Regions from separate parts of the Homo sapiens genome. Here region 2 is linked to region 1. A link is a contact called in ENCODE Hi-C or POLR2A ChIA-PET data. All regions are on one chromosome and are shown on one strand. The core of a region is the stretch at or near the end of the contact, and the rest is flanking DNA. Distances in the headings are between cores, read along the strand shown.

Region 1 (2,888 bases), core at 105-2,604:
TCTCTTAATTTTAACATAAGCCCTATTAAAGTTTCCCGTAAGACCTACAAATACTCATATTAGACTGTATACTCACCAAGGAAACTTTTGATTATTCATTCGATTGCCCCGGACCCTTGATACTGGGGACGGATGTACCCTGTAGACAGAGAAGAATAATCCAGTCATTGAAAAAGCATATTCCCAATTGCAAATTTAAAAAAATGGCATGTTTTATAAATAATTTCTTTTAGAATTGCTTAATACAAAATCCCCAGAACTTGAACCCCTCTTAGTAAATGATGCAATTAAATTCCTACGCCTGCAAATCTGTGGTCCTTTTTTCCTTCTTAACCACTCTCAAGACAACAGGTCTGTCATAATGTTCACTCTGAAGACTCCCAGAGGCAGGACTGATGCATTCATTCAGTCCAACAAAAGTGACTGAATACCTAACCCTTGCCAGGTACAAGGGTGGGTAAAAGTTATCTAAGGTATGGTGCCTGAGTTCAGTGAGCCCTCTTTGTACCTGTTCCCATGAGGGTGGGCACAAAGAGGTGTCTAAGTGCCCTCTCCTTCACTCTACCACATTTAAAACTCTAGGAAGCAAACAACGTTATTCAAATGTGCTGTGACAGAATCTGCAGGCACAGGGAAGGAAGGAAGGGTGAACAGGTACTCCTAGGAGGAGTACATTCTGGAAGTGATGTGCTACACTGGACTTTGAAGAAAGTAAAGTCAATTCAAAATTTTAGCCAGATAAAGGAGAAGTGAAGAATATATTGCTTTCCAAGCTTCCAGGATTGGACTTATCCACTGGAAACAGCTTAAAGCTTCCGGGAACTGCTGTTATCTTCTAATCAAAGCCTAGCTAGTAAACCTCCGCCTCTTTGTGGGTCACTAACCGGCAAAACAATACGCCCTACTTCCGGCTGCCAGCTTCCTGTTATGGTCTGTCTTTAGCCAGGATTTGTGAGATCCAAGCAGTCTTAGCTTGTATTACCTTCACCCTTTATGCTTCATACATTGCTCTTATTTACAAGAAAAAAAATGGGGATATAAAACTGGTCTTAAAGTCCAGTTAGAACCAAGGTTTGTAAGAAACCCAGTTCTCTGTAGTTGTTTAATAAGTGAAAATCATTCCAAAACAGATAATGCAGTTCCAGCCCCGCCTAAGGGCCAACTGCAGTCTTTCCCTAAACCCAGAGCCAGACTGCACTTTGCACTCGGAAGGCTTATTTCTTCCAACATCCCTTATTAACATTCTTTTCCTCACAGCGCTTCTCAATGGCTGCTGCAGCTGAGCTGCTCAGCACAGATTTTCTGCTCGGCATGGGGGAGGGGGTGTTAATTATGCAGAAAGATGGAGAGAGGCCAGACAGCCCCTCTGGTGAACTGTCTCATTCAAGCACGGCCCACTTCCTGCTGTTTTGCAGCTACAAGGATCACCTGTTGGTCTCGGCGTCCAGCCAAACTGGGGCCTAGTGGAAATGACAGACTCAGCTAGAAATGAAAGCCAGTTCATAATCCAGTATCCTAAATTGGACAAAGAGGGGGAAAACGCAATAATAGTACATAAAAATTATACGAAAGGCAGCAAGCGTAATTTTTTCCTCTTTTATTCTTTTACTTTTTTACTTTCTGTCTGCTTGAAATACAATCCTTAAAATGGATATTTGAGCCAAAAAAGTTCTCCCCAGTTAAAGCCCCCTGACCTAAGAGGAAGTGCAGGAAATTCTCCTGAACTTTCCCTATACCCTCACTGGGGTATCAGAATCCTAACTATTTAAATAAAGTTTAATCAGCCCCAAATACTCACAGTTCTTTAATTTGTTCTCTATCTTTTACACATTTACTTTTTATATTGTCCCCTCCTTAACCCTAGGAGTACAAAGAAACTATTTCATCATGAAAATTCCACTGGGTGAAGTTTAATGACAGAAGTATTCTCTTATTGATGCTGTTTATTGCATATATTAGTGAAGAAAAAGAGAGTCTGTTTAATCCATAATTACAACATTGTCTAGGTATTTGTATCTTTTAGGAAAATTTCACTGATCCATAGATCAAATACTGCAAATGGAGAATTTCTATAATGGTTTAGCAGTCTCAGGAAAAGAATTCCTTAGGAAAGTCTTTGGAAAAGAAGTCCTGATTGTGTATATGAACAAATAATTACAAGGTTTCCTAAATTAAAAAGGTAAATCAACAAAGCTTTATTTCTGTCCTCAAAGGGAATAAGTACACTGATAACTTGGCACATACTTCATCTGATAAAGTAGACCATAAGCCTTGCACTTCACCAACCCCCTATATATTATTTCTTCAAAAGGATATGGCATGTTTTTTTGAGCTCAGTCTTTAACCTGTGACACTTTTTGCCATCTTCTGCCTTCTTTCCACATATAGAAGCCAGGCAGGTAGCAACGTCAAAACCTCTGTAGGAGAAACCACCACCTAATCTGCATGTCATGCATTATTCATGACCTCCTGATTCTTGCACCTGCATCTAGGCAGGAAGCTTGCAGGGAATGTTCATTATTCTTCCCTTAGCCTCACACAGGCTCGATTACTGCTAAGCCACTTTGTTCTGTAACTAAGGGGTTCAGGCCTTAGTACTAACTGCTGGATGTGGAAAGAAAAAACACCACGCTGAACAAAAGGGCAATCTTGGTTGTTGTGTAACATGTATTGAATGTGCTCTTCTGAGACTGACAGTTTGTCAGGTAGAAATGCTCACATTTGGTGATTTACATTACATAGAAAACAGGGAAGCTATACCATTAGGGCCATGTGTACCAACTGTTCTATTTATATACACTTACTCATCTGGAGCAGAGAGCATGTTTATAATTTTACCCAGTGCAGAGCTTAATTTAGCTTTCTTGCTAAGCATATGAGAACTTTTT
Region 2 (2,964 bases), core at 228-2,727, 300 kb after region 1:
AGACCACAGATAAAAAAAACACTCTGGGGTCTCAGTTTCTTCACCTGTGATTAAAAACAATCCCAATGATGTCCCAAGTTCTAGCAAATAATGAAAAATTACTCTGCAACCTCTGCCATAACTTCCAAGTATCCCGAGGCTAATCTGATCCTTTTCCCACTGAAACATGGTGGCACTCTCTGAGCAAAAGTCTTTAATTTGAAGGAAGCATCCTCCTAAATAAAGGTTCAACTACTTTGAATACGTAAAGTATTGTAGAAATCAAGGTCACACATGATTTTTATACCTTGACGTTATATGATAGCTTTCTGAAACTTTTAACTGGAAAAAATATAAAAGTTGTGCCTTTCTAACCATAAATTTTAAGAAGTAAACAAAAGAATATATGAATACATAAGCCTTAGTCACATATAAACACCTATACTACATACTTTGGTGGGGTTTTTTTGCACTAGTGCTTGCTTTCAGAAGAAAAGTGCCAGCAGAGTCTTCCTCAGTTGTCTTGAGACTGTGGTTACCCTATTTCTAATAAACAAGGCAGCTTCCTGTCTCTGGCTTCTCATTGCTAAATCAGGGTTGAATTCTGGCAGCTTTCATAGCCCTGACCCCTGAGTGCACCCATGTTAAAGAGTGTCTGCTTTGCTTCATTCCTTATTGTAAAAAACGACTCATCATGGAGCACCTCTTGTTTTAAAATCTTGCTTTTCATCAGTGAAGCTCAAAATGAGTTAATTTCTTACACTCAAAACTTAGTCTCTCATTTTCTCTATATTTGTCTCTATTTGGTTGATGTATCTGGACTTTTTCTAAGTCTCTAAAGGGATGAAGCTGTGTACACTTTTAGATCGTTTCGGAAGTGGTTAAAACAGCATCCTGTAGATGATTTTATGATCAATCAAGTATTCATTTATGCTTTTCTCTTAAGCATCTTTAGTGACTGAGCCCATAAGGCAAGAGTTCATAGTCAGACAATTAAAATGCACTTCATGTTACAAAACAATTTTTTTAAACAAGTGATAGAACTTGTTCTTAAGGGCTTAAAAATGCAATTTACAAGTATTTTCTTCCACTTTGGGGTTGTTCTGAAGTAATTTACTGTGCAGCATGATATTCAATTTGTCTTCAATATGCTGATAAATTATCTATAAATCTGTCTTTGTTTTGCTTGTAATCTCTTACAGAGCTGTGTCAGCAAAGGGCATCCTTTGCATTTCTGACCCTTTTGTGTTAAAAAAGAAAAACGAAAAAATCCATCTAGCTCTAGAAACAAAAGATTTCATCTCCAGCTTTTCACCATCACCATTTTCCTAACCCACAGGAACCTATTTTGTTGGATGGTTGGTCCCTTGACAATGAGACCCCACTTGAAATAACCTGAAAAGGCTAGAGATCCTCTTCACCCACTTTCTGTGTGGGCCATTACACAAGCCCTCATGCTTCCCAGAGATGTCAGAGCCCCAGCCGGTGTGAAATGGTGATGCTGTCAGTCAGCAGGAAAATTTTTTGCTTCGGAAAAACCTCTCTCTCCGAGCTTCCTCTGTGCCGCACCTCCAGCTGCCTCGGTGCACCATGTCAGGGTGCTAAAATAGCTCAGGCTTGATGACTTCACTAGTTCTCACAAACAGGCCAGTTGGCAGAACTCTAATGCAGTCTGCTCCTGAGTGGAAGACATTTTTTTTTCTCCCCACCATCCTCTAATATGAATACTTAGTTTCATTTTGACTCTGGAAGAAGTCTCCTTTCTGGGAGTCAATTCAGCACAAACTTAATGCAAACGTTTCAAAATGCTTTAAGGAGGCTTGAACTAAAGAGCTACCCTAAAGCCAATACCATGCATTCAGACTGCACTATTATTTCCTATGCTAACCTTCAAGGACATCAAAACTGCTAGGTAAATTAACCTTATTTAACAACCTTCATATTTCATTTATCTTAGGGCCAAATATCTTCCTCAAGAATAGTATTAATAACTGATAATCAGCCAAGATTTTAATGTCTTATTTCTCAGGTTTACTCCTTTCCCACAAGTAAGGAGGTCAACAGAAAATATCAAAGTAAAAATTAACTACCACTACATGTACTCAGCATAAAATGACAGGGGGCCTTTAAAGGCAATGTCCTGTAATCACAGCAAACTTTAGTGATTAATACTCAAATAGATTTGAAATTTTTTTTACAGTATAAGGTACTCATGCACTAAAAAAGGTGTTCTGTATTAGACTACCAAATTTTATTTTAGTATTTATAATTTTCCCTTATAGTTTTTCACTTCCTTTTGTAATTACCACATACTAGCAAAAAAATACTGCAAGAAAACTAGAACTTTCTGATGTTCCAGTTTCCTAATTCAGTGCTGTGCCCAAGCTGCCCTTTGATTCCAAAAGACAGCATTTAGATTAACTGCTTCAGTGCCCTGTGGACACAAAATTTATGCCCAAAGAAGAAGCTTCCATATGATTCTATAGACATGAGCTAATAAAATAATTTGGTTCACTGGTTTAAGATGGTTCCTCTAAAAGGGGTGCAATATCCCTGTCCCCAAAAGAGGAAAAAAATCACAAACATTCTATTCCCAGCACCCCTCAGTTCCTCTCACTATCTGTCCATTACAAACAGCATCTAAATACCACTGCCATCTTGCAATGGTGATGATGGAAAACCACCCCTCTCCATCACCAAGAAAAACATCACAGGGATTCTCAGAGAACACATAGGCTCATATATAACTGTATATTTTTAAAATGCATTTTACCATACAATGATTTGTTCATTCCATAAACATTTGCCTAGTACCTTGCATGTAGCAGGTATTACATATGATTTTCTACAGGCATGAACAGTGTCTTCGTGGATTTCACTCACTCAATATTAAGTATTATAAAGTCACATAACTTTAGCAAAATGAGACATGGGTGGCTGCAATCGTTTTGTTTATGTTAATCCAGTGACTTACAAAATTTGGTG

Evidence for each region. A loop is a pair of places that touch in the nucleus more often than their neighbours do. ChIA-PET counts read pairs that join two places held with the same protein, here RNA polymerase II (POLR2A). Pooled maps may share reads with other maps.
Region 2: a map of CD8-positive, alpha-beta T cell shows a loop between it and region 1 (2.1-fold over the local background). The contact joins two enhancer-like sites. A Hi-C loop is called at or near these places in 4 of 168 maps with a recorded cell type or tissue (CD4-positive, alpha-beta T cell, CD8-positive, alpha-beta T cell and naive thymus-derived CD4-positive, alpha-beta T cell), 2 of 37 single-sample maps with no recorded cell type and 12 of 50 pooled maps. POLR2A ChIA-PET finds 5 or more read pairs at or near these places in 4 of 52 experiments (CD4-positive, alpha-beta T cell, CD4-positive, alpha-beta memory T cell, CD8-positive, alpha-beta T cell and 1 more).

What each region holds. Positions count from the first base shown.
Region 1 is chr13:73,764,862-73,767,749 of GRCh38, forward strand. It overlaps KLF12 (KLF transcription factor 12), which reads right to left. Exons shown (of 8, transcript NM_001400136.1): 6 at 77-139. Among named protein-coding and RNA genes, the nearest start is that of LINC00393, 100 kb to the left of the region's middle. RefSeq lists enhancers at 1,130-1,630, 2,624-2,888. Within about 2 kb of position 1,355, at least 33 of the 41 ENCODE cell types and tissues checked have a DNase peak (open chromatin) inside an H3K27ac peak, as active enhancers do; they include CD4-positive, alpha-beta T cell and CD8-positive, alpha-beta T cell, where a contact is called at or near this core.
Region 2 is chr13:74,061,539-74,064,502 of GRCh38, forward strand. The region is part of intron 1 of KLF12 (KLF transcription factor 12); the gene reads right to left. Among named protein-coding and RNA genes, the nearest start is that of KLF12, 71 kb to the right of the region's middle. Within about 2 kb of position 1,478, at least 22 of the 41 ENCODE cell types and tissues checked have a DNase peak (open chromatin) inside an H3K27ac peak, as active enhancers do; they include CD4-positive, alpha-beta T cell and CD8-positive, alpha-beta T cell, where a contact is called at or near this core.